Linked DNA regions of Mus musculus: region 2 is linked to region 1. A link is a loop called in an ENCODE intact Hi-C map of the cell type or tissue named here. Cell type or tissue: left cerebral cortex. All regions are shown on one strand. Each heading gives the region's core, and the rest is flanking DNA. Links, peaks and the distances in the headings are about the cores only.

Region 1 (5,310 bases), core at 1-5,000:
ACCTTCCCAGGGGCAGTGCCTGCCTCTTCAAGAGGCCTCTGTAGAACCTCCCTAACCCAACCTGACCCTCTTCCTCCCACTCCACCCCCCCCCCACACACACACACAGCCCCACCTGGTCCACTGTGCAAGGCCCGCTGTGAGTACAGTGACTTACGTTTGGTGCACCTCTGGGAGCCAGGAGGTTTACTCCACCCGTGGCAGCACTGCCCTCCACAGACGTTGATCCTGAAACAAAGCGAGACCTCTGAGTCCAGCGCAGTGAACTCAAGCTTTCAGAGTGTTCCTGAAAAGCCAATCTCTTGCTTACACATTCCTCTCGATTAGAGAGAGAGCTCCAAAGTGTGCCCAGGATGCTCCACCCAAAGTTGCTCAAGTGGAAGGGTCAGGGACCATTCACCTGGGAAGGATGGAGGAACTAAGGGATGTGCATAAACAAGCATGGAGTCTTAAAATCCAAACAAACAGTTGTCTCTTAAACTCCAAATTAAAACAGAGTCAAATGTATTCTTCATATTCTCTGGGCCCACTTTGCTTCAGAGAGTAGTATCCCCCAGCCCCTCCCCCTCCCCCGTGCTGCCAAAAGAGTGAGATCACCCCGAGAATCCATCCCTGCGGGGGGGGGGGGGGGGCGTATGTCCAAATTAAGTCGCCCCCATCCTAACTTGTGATTAATGGGGTTAAAGCCGTTCAGTGGGGATACTTACCAGCACCGAATAACAAACTTTAATTCCTACTGCTGTTCACGTGGAGTCTCACCCCCAGCCCCTTACCAATTTAGGACCCACAGGTGCCAGGAAACCCAAGTATACAATTTCTGGGATGCTCAAGGAGAGCTGGGTCTTTAGAGCCAGCTTTCACTCACAATCCCTTTTTCATTAGGTAAACCAAAATAAAAAACCGAGTTGCAAGAAGTTTAATTGATGCCTTGGGATTAAGCTGTAGTGACTTCATGTTTACGCCCATAGTCTAGGAGCAGAAGGGTTTGCGCACAGGAGGTTACGCCCCGGGGAAGAAATAAATGCCTTTTGTGTTTCCCCCGCAGCTGGGTAACAATGCACTGAGAGTTAAACACCAGTAAAAAGTGAGCGGGCTTCCCCCGTGCCCACCCCTTCCCGCAGCGCCTCCGGCGGGGAGGAGACGGTTCCCGGGCCTCGGCGGGTCCCGGCGCGCGAGGCAGGCAGAGCGTGGGCTTACCCCTGCAGCTGCTGCTTCTGCTGAACCTGCAGTCTGGAGCCCCCGGCGCTCTGAGCGTCCTGCTGCACTTGGGAGCGCACGACTTGCCTGCCATGTTTGGCGAAGCGAGTGACCGCGGTCTGAGCACCCGCCTTAGAGTGGAGCTGCCGGCTGGGCCCCCCCGGACGCGCGGGCTCGGGTGGCAGCGGAGATCGGAGCCCCGGCAGGGCCGCGCCGCCGGGCTGGCTGGTGCGCCGGGTCCGCTCGGCTGGGGGCCCAGCCAAGGCGCGGCTGGAGGCGGCTGTTGAGCTCCGGCTGTACCTGGCGTCCAGTGCGACGTTGAAGGTCCGCGGGGGCCCAGCCAGAGGCAAGGCTCCGGCCGGCAGTCCCGGGCCCGGGCGCACCACGTACGTGATCCTCCGCACCCGGCCGTGCGCAGACCACGCTAGCAGCCCTGCCCAGAGCAGGAGACCCCACCTGAGCCAGGCTCCCGCCATCGCGGGCAGTCTCCGGCCGCGCGGCTCGTCCTGCCCCGGCGCGCTCCCTCGGTATCCCCAAGGACTCTGCGGAGAGCCCGTGCGCCGCGGGGTGGAGACCAACTGGGTGGCCGCAGGGGAGGGAGCTTTGCGGGCGGCTGAGCGGCAGCGGACCCCAGCCGGGAGTGGAGGCGAGCAGGGGGCGGGAGTTGGGGTGGAGAGGAGGGGAGGGGCGCGAGCTGCTCAAGGTGAGGGTCCCCTGGCTCAGACGAGGTGTCGCCGGGTGCGGCTGGGGTGCTACGGGCGCCAACCCCGCGAGGGTGAGCAAGGACGACCGTGAGCGCTGGACGCTCAGAGGCAGCCCCGGCTGCAAAGTCTTTTAAAAGTTTCTTCTCCCCGGTGGAGCCCTGTGTCAGATCTGAACAGCCAATCTGCAGCAGACGTGACGTCAGGCAGCAAATCCTAATTGGGGAAAGCTCGAGATGAGCCGGAGAATGAGCCGCCACCCTCCGCATCCAGATATTGGGGCTATGGGTCGGGTGGACAGGGATTCCCGCTCCCCAGCGCCAGGAAAAGACAAAGGGCTCAGCAAGGTGAGGGAACGGCCCTTTCCTTCTAGCAGCCGGAAAGGATTCGAGTAATACAGTTTGGAAGCGCAGGCACTTTTACTCGAGTTTGCTCGGATACTGTCTGCAGAAGTTGGATTAAAACACTAGGTCCGGTCCCAGAAAAGGCTATCCGAGGTAGCGTGAGCTGTCCATTGGAAAGTGATTAGCTCTATTAGTCTGAAGGAAGGTTTTCTTTAGGACTGCAACCTCCGGAAGACTTTGTGGTACCCTGCTCCTGACATTGGAGGGTCAAGAATGCGGGATGGGCAGCAGGGGGCGCCCGTGTAGATGAAGAAAATCGCAGAGGCTGCCCTGCCGGTGGTCCTTGCAGTGGAGTGGAATGGAGCATTTAGGAATTTCTCTCTCTCTCTCTCTCTCTCTCTCTCTCTCTCTCTCTCTCTCTCTCTCTCTCGTGCAAAACAGAGTTTGAAGAAAACCAGGAAATGACGTCTTTACTGCTAACATCTGAATTAAGACAATGTCAACAGAATGAATGCTGTTTTTACATGACTGCAATCAAAAGTCCATGATAATAACTGTATATTTTTTAAAACAATTTTTTAAAGGCCCGGGACTGGAGCAATAATTCAGTGGTTAAGTGCACTGGCTGCTCTTTCAGGGGACCTGGATTAGATTCCCAACCATCCAAAATTCCAGTTCCAGGAGGTTTGATGCTCTCTTCTGACATTCAGGCGCCCATACACATATTCAGACAAAGCAGTGACACACATAAAATAAATAAATATTTTTAAGTGAATTAAAAAGGGTCTTTTCCCAGGCTTGGGTTTTCTCACATATTAGTAATTTTGATTGTTCTTTGTTTGAGGGTTTTCCCTGCATCCGCTTAGGACAACTGATAGCAAGTGAGAATAATTTCAGAAATACTGATAGTGGGAAAAATCATTCCAAGCTGAGGACTAATCTAGTCACCTACTTTTCTCTGCACATTACAGAAATACTGGTGAGCGTTTGCTCTGAGGGAAGTGGGCCTGGAGGCCAGCAGCCTGAACACAGGCTTCCAGAAGGAGCACTGTCTGAGAGAGTCACTACCATCAAAGAAATAGCTCTGGTCGCGGGGAGGAGACCAGGGCTCCAGATAAAATGATCACTAATGGCTACAGGCCACGGACACTTCACCTTTCCTCTCAGAAGCTCTGCTTTCTCAACACACACACACACACACACACACAAACTGGGTGAAAAGCCCCTCCCAGCCCTGAACAGGATAACTCCAGTCCAACCTTAGAGCTGGGTTAAAGTGAACCAGATGAAAAGAAGGGTCAAGACACTGTCCCAAGTCTGCAACTTTGAGTTCTAGATGCAAAAGTACAAGGGAACAAATGCCTACCAAATGCCCGCTGTGCAAAAGACCAGCAGATACACAGCATCTTTGTATCTATCTAGAGCTACAAAGTATCCTGGGGCACAAAGCCTTTGTGTAAAGGAAACCTATCTGGTTGAGGAAACAAGATCTAAATAAAGCATTAAAGAAGCTAAGCAGCTGAATTAAGTAATGCTTAGAGAAAAATAACAGAAATCTCACAAGGCACTGCTTGATTTCCATGGTCCTAGAACCTAGTTTAGCCCATAATTCTTTGTCATCTTGTGGACAATTCGTAACAGAGAATGTTTCCTAGCTGCAAGTCAAACCTGCCCCGATGAAGATTCTAGGTGTCATATAGGGATTTTTCTAAGCAGTTGTTGCAGTGGACAGGGAGCAGTGGAAGGAAGCAGGAGGCGAGGCTGAGTGCACTTTGATAAGAGAGGCCATGGGATGGGAAGGGCAGAGGAGAATAGACAAGGGAAATGACCCAGGCAGCAGCATCAACAAGAAGTCTTTACTAGTCTTCAGTGCTGGGTGAGTCTTCCTGACAAGTGTCTCCCAGGTCCAGGATGGGGGAATGGCATATATCAACACTGCTTCCAGGACAGAAGCAGCTGTCTACAGAGAGCACAGCTGGAAGCAGACCCTGGGGGCCTAGCCTTGCTACTTTACTTTGAGCGAGTCATTCCACCTGCCTGGATCTCAGTTTCTAGAGAATCTGAGGTTCTGCTTGTAATCGCTGAGTTTGCAGTAAGACTGGTTTTTACTCTGATCTATGGCTCTATAGAGAAGTGTTTTCTGTGAAACAGCTCAGAAAGTAAGAGCACCTGGTGTGCAACCATAAAGATCTAAGTTCAAATCCCCATCACCCACATAGTAGCAGACCACATGGTCACAGAAGCTCATAACTCTAGCACTGTAGGGGAAGGAAAACAGAAGAATACAGGGACTTGCTCTTATCAGCCTAGCTCCTGGTGCAATGAAAGACCCTGCCTCAAGGGACTAGGCAGAAATGATCACACAGGGCATTCAGTGTCCTCCTCTGGCCTTCACACAAACATAAAGGCAAGCATGAACACACAACACACATACATACATACATACACACATACATACATACATACATACCACTTACATATACCGTGCACACACCATAAAAATTACAAATGTTTTCTACCACTGAAAATGTACAAGGCAGCTGGGCAGTGGTCATGCACGCCTTTCATCCCAGCACTTGGGAGGCAGAGGCAGGCAGATCTCTGAGTTCAAGGCCAGCCTGGTCTACAGCGTGAGTTCCAGGACAGCCAGGACTACACAGAGAAACCCTGTGAAAGGAAGGAAGGAAGGAAGGGAGAGAGAGAGAGAAAGAGAGAGAGAGAGAGAGAGAGAGAGAGAGAGAGAGAGAGAGAGAGAGAGAAGGAAAGAGATCAAGAAAGAAAGAGATCAAGAAAGAAAAGAAAAGAAAAAGAAAGAAAAGAAAAGAAAATGCACAAGGCAATATTTCTTTCTCTTGACAGCAATACAGGAGGGACCACTTCTGATGCTTCTTCAACCAAATTATAACCTCCAAAAATGAATGTTCACCCCATCCCTACACATGCTAGAACACATGTGTGTCTACATGTCCATGATTATGTAAATATATGCATAAGCAAAGAGTCCCACTCAAGGGGCTGCTGGCAGATGCCGCAAAGTCACAGTTTTCCACACAAGTTTCTTGTTTCTTA
Region 2 (5,369 bases), core at 207-5,206, 190 kb after region 1:
TTGATCACTAATTGAAAAAATGCCTTACAGTTGGATCTTACAGAGGCATTTCCTTAACTGAAGCTCCTTTCTCTGTGATAACTCCAGCTGTGTCAAGTTGACACAAAACTAGCCAGTACAGAGGGCATGTGATGCTTTGCTGAAAACAGACCCTTGAGAGGATGTGTGATGTCTAGAAAGAAGATAAATGGAAGGCCATAAACTGAGAGGATGCTCTTGCACTCTTCTTCACTAGTCCTCACTTCATAGAATTACATCAAAGGAATTCTCAGGGTGTTCCAGCTCATTCTGGCTGCTTGCCTTGCTGTTTCTGTTAAATCAAGTTGCCACTACTGATCTGTATTTGGTGTTTGTTATTGAACTGGACTGCTGGTATCCTGACAACAAAGAGTGGAACTGCTCCCAAGGAACTACTTCAAACAGGTCCACAACCCCCTTTTCCTCTTAATCACCTTTCTCCCCTACCTCTGATCAGTGGGCTAGAAGGGAGGTTGGAGCATTTAAGAATCCTAAATAAAGTAGATTTTGAAAATATCTAAGCCTACAGACCACCCCTCAGGAAGGCAGGATTACCCCCAGGAAGGCAAGCTCATCTTAAACCATGCTATAGAAACAGTAGAATAATGAGCCCTTTGATGACGTATTCTCCTCCAGCCTCGAGTACAGTCAAGAGCCTCAGTGACTCTGTGAGCGTGCCCACTTTTCTGAGTACAAATGTACAGCTTTTCTTTTCCCTTTTTTTTCTCTTTAAGGTGCTGGCCAGAACCTAAATATGCCTTTTCTAGTACATTGGGCTTCCTTACTCTTTCTCTCTCTAAACAACATCTCCAAGCCCCTATGTGTCACCATGTGTCTCACCTCCACACCAGCTTAACTCAAAGGACAGGGTATTCCTTATCTCTCCAGTCTCCTCCTCCAGACAGCTGTTGGGATTTACAGCTTGCCTGCTCTGCGAATTTTTTTGAATACTAATAAAATTATACATAATTTTCCATTAAAGTCTATTCTAAAATTACCTTATTAATGGAACTAAGAACCCAAAATTTCTGTTAACAATAGTATATACTAATTTTGCCTAGCCACATCTCATTCCAACCTTTCATATACTATAATCATTCCTGTTCCCTCTTTCTAGTCACCTTAACAAGCATCTACTAAGTATGCCAGGCCCTGACACTACGAGCTTTCCATTTACAACTTCATGTATTCCTCACAGAAACTCTGCTAGGTAATGAATGTCACCCTCATTAAGGAAATGCTGAACATAGGAGGTGTTCAACCACATCAGTGTTACTCCAAGCCTCACCCTCCCCACCGCACCACACTGCCTCTCAATATACCATCCTACCCGCACATGAGCTATGGTTTATGACAATACACCTGTCTTAGTTAGGGCTTTACTACTGTGAGCAGACACCATGACCAAGGCAACTCTTATAAAGGCAGGATTTAATGGAGGCTGCTTACAGGTTCAGAGCTTCAGTCCATTATCATCAAGGCAGGAGCACTGCAGCATGCATGCAGGCACAGTGCAGGTGTCTACATCTTCAACTTCAGGTCACTAGGAGAATACTAGCTTCTAGGCAGCTAGGACTCGGGTATTAAAGCCCACACCACCCACAGTGACACACCTACTCCAAGAAGGCCACACCTCCTAATAATGTCACTTCCTAGCCCAAACATACAAATCATCACACCACCCCAGTCACCAGTACCGAAAGACGGGGGGAAATAATGCAGTAACATGTACCTTCAGAACACAAATGAGTCCTTCCCCAAAGGCTGCCTTGTCAGGCCATGCACAGACAGAGAAGCAGCAACAGAGGGGTGGGCATGTTCAGATGGAGGGGAGCATCAAAAGGGTCTTGCCAAAAATGGAAACAAGCACTTGGCAGAAAGGCTCTGTTGAGATTTCTATAGAGCTCACACATCTAGAGCAAGCCAGGAGGCCATTGCTATTGCTGGCCATGACCTATGGAAGCCAGAGTCCACTGTATGGGAGTCAATGCAAAAAACAAAAGCAAAACAACTGTTTATTTTAAATAATGTGATGCCTGTATTTAAATAATGATTGCTTAAATATTTTAAATAACTTAAAACAAAAAACAAAAACAAAACCACAAGTGGCTGGAATATGGCCCCCTAGCATCAGAGAGAGTATAACAGAAGTGAGCAGACGATGGCTGACTCAGGAGACTCTGAGCACCTGCGTGGCTTCAGCTGTAATACGCAACCTCAGAGACTCAGTTCCTGGATGTTAAGGGGGGGGGGGTGTTAAACCAGGCTATAATTCCAAGGCTCTGGGACTCCCCAGAAGTGATAGGGTTCTGAGGTACACTGGTGCCATCTAGTGGTGGGATAAATACATTGGTCATACAAGACAGTATTTGGAATCAGCAGATTTGAAGAGATATAAAGGGAGTCTATTCAATTAGAGGCCTTAGAAATCAATTCAAAAGAGGCCAAGAGAAAAACATGGTCTATAGAGGAAGTTTACTCAAAGCTTCATGATTACTAGTTTCTGGAGTGCAGTGTTGGGTAGTGAGGAGAGCAATTACAGCACTTTATAAACTTCAACACCAAAAATAGAAATTAGCCATCTAAGGCCACTAGAGAATGAGTAAAATTACTTTTATGACTAAAAAGATAACTTTACAGCACGAAGGAAACAGACAGAAATACCACTTGCTTGGATATCACAATTTCCTTTTGTTTTGTTTTGTTTTGTTTTCAAGACAGAGTTTCTCTGTGTAGTCCCGGCTGTCCTGGAACTCACTCTGTAGACCAGGCTGACCTTGAACTCAGAGATCTGCCTGCCTCTGCCTCCCAAGTGCTGGGATTAAAGGCGTGCACCACCACTGCCTCGCCAGTTTTCTGACTTGCTACCCAGAGTTCCTTCTTCCTAAGGGACTGGGGGGCTTGGGGGTGGGAATGGGGCGCTGTCCACATGAATAAACAAGTTCACAATTTCTGCTATGTCCCTTCGGGACCAACTGGTTGGCGTCTGTCTGTCACATGAACTAAAGGTTAACATAATCTAGCCCTAAAGGCACGCCCCGTTCTCTATCCTGTGCCTTCTTCCCTACCTCAGTCTCATGGCACAAATGAAAACAAGCTGTTGAATATAGTTCAACAAACAGGAAATACCCTTAGGCCAAATCCAAGATCACTGCCACCTCTGTTTGGTAGTGGCTTTCCCCAAGACATGCTCCATGCTCTTAAGTCGTGCATCACCATACTTGCACTCTAATATTCCCCTCACTGAAGGAGAACACTCTTTAACCTGTCAGTTTTACTGTCTCCCTAAGGGGATAGTTTCCTTAATTTTCCTTTTACTGTTGTAAAAGAATTCTACTATTGGTTGTTTAATGCTGTTTCTTGTTTGGATGTTTACAGCTATTCTGTTATTTGCCTCTTCTTTCCAGAAAACTTACACCACGTAAGTCATCTGCTCCCGAGACCTTCCCAGAAGGTTTATCTCCCTGTTGGCTACAGATAACGGGCAAGAGTGATTTCTCTCATCACCTTGCAGAGCAACAGGCGGGAGAGACAGTTGCACGTTTGCTGCAGAGAGCTGACTGCACCAGAACTGAGCTAGCCCATACGTATGCTGGCTCTGCTTTTCCGAGCAGTGGAGTGATTGCAGACTCGGCTTTCCACCTTATGCAGGCACAGAACAGACCGGCCTGTGCCATGCCTCTGGGGTTCCTAGGTCTCAGAACCAAGCAGGCATCAGGCAGGGTTTCCACCTTCCCCACTCTATCACGGCCCAGACGCTACCACAGGGTTCTTGGCAGCTGTAAAATTAAGCCTTAGGAGTTTCTTTCTTTTTTTTCCCTTCCTTCCTTTCTTTTTTTTTTCCTTCCTTCCTTTCTTTTTTTTATTGCTAGCCAATATGAGAAAGAAAGAAAAAGACTCTTTTTTTTCTGTACATATTATTCACATATGTCCATCCTGTCTGCTCTTTGAAAAGGGAACACCAACCTCCTTGAATTTTCTACCACAAGTAATAACTTTACGACAGAAATTATTGGGTCACATTTCAAATGTAGATACTTTATCCTTTCAAAAACTAAAATGAGTCAGGCATAGTGTCACATGCCATAAACCCAGTGTTAGGGAGGCTGAAGCAGAAAAATGACAAGCTCAAAGCCAACCTAGCCTACACAGTAAGATCCTGCCTCAAAACAAAAACCACTAAAAGGACAGGCAACATTTGCCCTGTACATAAGGGTGAGTATGGCCCAGGCCTTGGGATGAACCATGATTCAAAGGTCTGACTCACAGGGAGAGCTCAGGAGATTCACTGGGCACCCTGTGCCAGACAGCTCCAATCTTACAACTTTATTCTGCTTCTTCCAATAGCCCAGTGACTCTTTGTTGACGGGAAACAACGTCTACGCTAACAGCTGAAGGTATTCAGGACGCTCTAGACTTGGCCTTGGCCAATATGGCACTGTGTCCTCCACAATCTCCTACAGAGGTCAAACCGAGAAGTTAAGAGCTCTGAAGCTAGGGCAAATGTCCAGGCTGAATATCAACTCCTGTCTTCATCAACTACAGCGGCTGGTACAAACTGACACTTCTAATTCTTCATCTATAAAGTTAGTAAAAACATTAAGGATCTTGGTGATTGTGCCGCTGGCTAAGAGTATCTACAGAGTGCTTAAAAGTCAGTACCTGAAGCCTGGTCATATGTAAAACTCCTTGCTGTGTTACTATTAGGATAGAATAGAATAAAGTCAGAACTCTACAGTCACCAAGAATCTTTGCTTTCTAAATGACTGGTGTTTGCACATGCAGAATATATTATTCCCAGAAGACATGCCCCCAGTTTCACTTCTGTGAATCTAACCCTTCTTTAAGTGCTCAGTGAAAATCACTTCTCCATCAGGCCTTTCCTGACCATCCATTGTTGCTTCATTCGCCTCTAGGCAGCAAAAGCACACTGCCCATTTATTCTACCACTGCTCACAGGGGACTCACACCTCTCCTCTCCCCACTGACACACAAAAAACAAAGGATTGCAAGCCTGCATCTTAACAAGCTTTTGCATCTCTCAATACTGCTAAAGGAATCCACGTTACATCCTAGCTTAGATCATCAGTGCTTTAAAAAGCTCCAGTCTCAGGAAAGCATTAGTCCCGTTGACTGCCCCCTACCACTCAGCACTGCCACTGGCTTCCCTTCACCTTTGTCCACCAGTGTTTCACTTCTGCCTGCAATAAAACAAGGCCGTCTAGTATCTCTTTACTTAGCTGTCTATTCTCGGTTCAGCACTGCATTTGACCACCATCTCCCTAGGAAGCAGGTTACTGATAGTAATCTGCTGTCTCACCGCACCCACTCTTCAGTCCTCAGAGTCTGTT

What was found. A loop is a pair of places that touch in the nucleus more often than their neighbours do. Peaks named below come from ENCODE experiments on the same cell type or tissue, not always from the same donor. Only the 100,000 strongest peaks of a DNase experiment are listed, where the experiment ranks them.
Region 2: a loop joins it to region 1, with 9 times the contacts of the local background. A loop is called at or near these places in 38 of 42 quality-filtered maps.

What each region holds. Positions count from the first base shown.
Region 1 is chr17:75,002,248-75,007,557 of GRCm38, reverse strand. It overlaps Ltbp1 (latent transforming growth factor beta binding protein 1), which reads right to left and starts at 2,029. Exons shown (of 34, transcript NM_019919.4): 1 at 1,197-2,029; 2 at 157-227. The coding sequence starts at 1,672. In left cerebral cortex, for the core only: CTCF peaks have their summits at 1,104 and 2,518 (motif pointing right); DNase peaks (open chromatin) are centred at 1,241, 2,147 and 2,492; H3K4me3 peaks cover 1,686 bases.
Region 2 is chr17:74,808,004-74,813,372 of GRCm38, reverse strand. All of the region lies in intron 13 of Ttc27 (tetratricopeptide repeat domain 27), which reads right to left. Among named protein-coding and RNA genes, the nearest start is that of Ttc27, 93 kb to the right of the region's middle. In left cerebral cortex, for the core only: a CTCF peak has its summit at 2,343 (motif pointing left); a DNase peak (open chromatin) is centred at 2,326.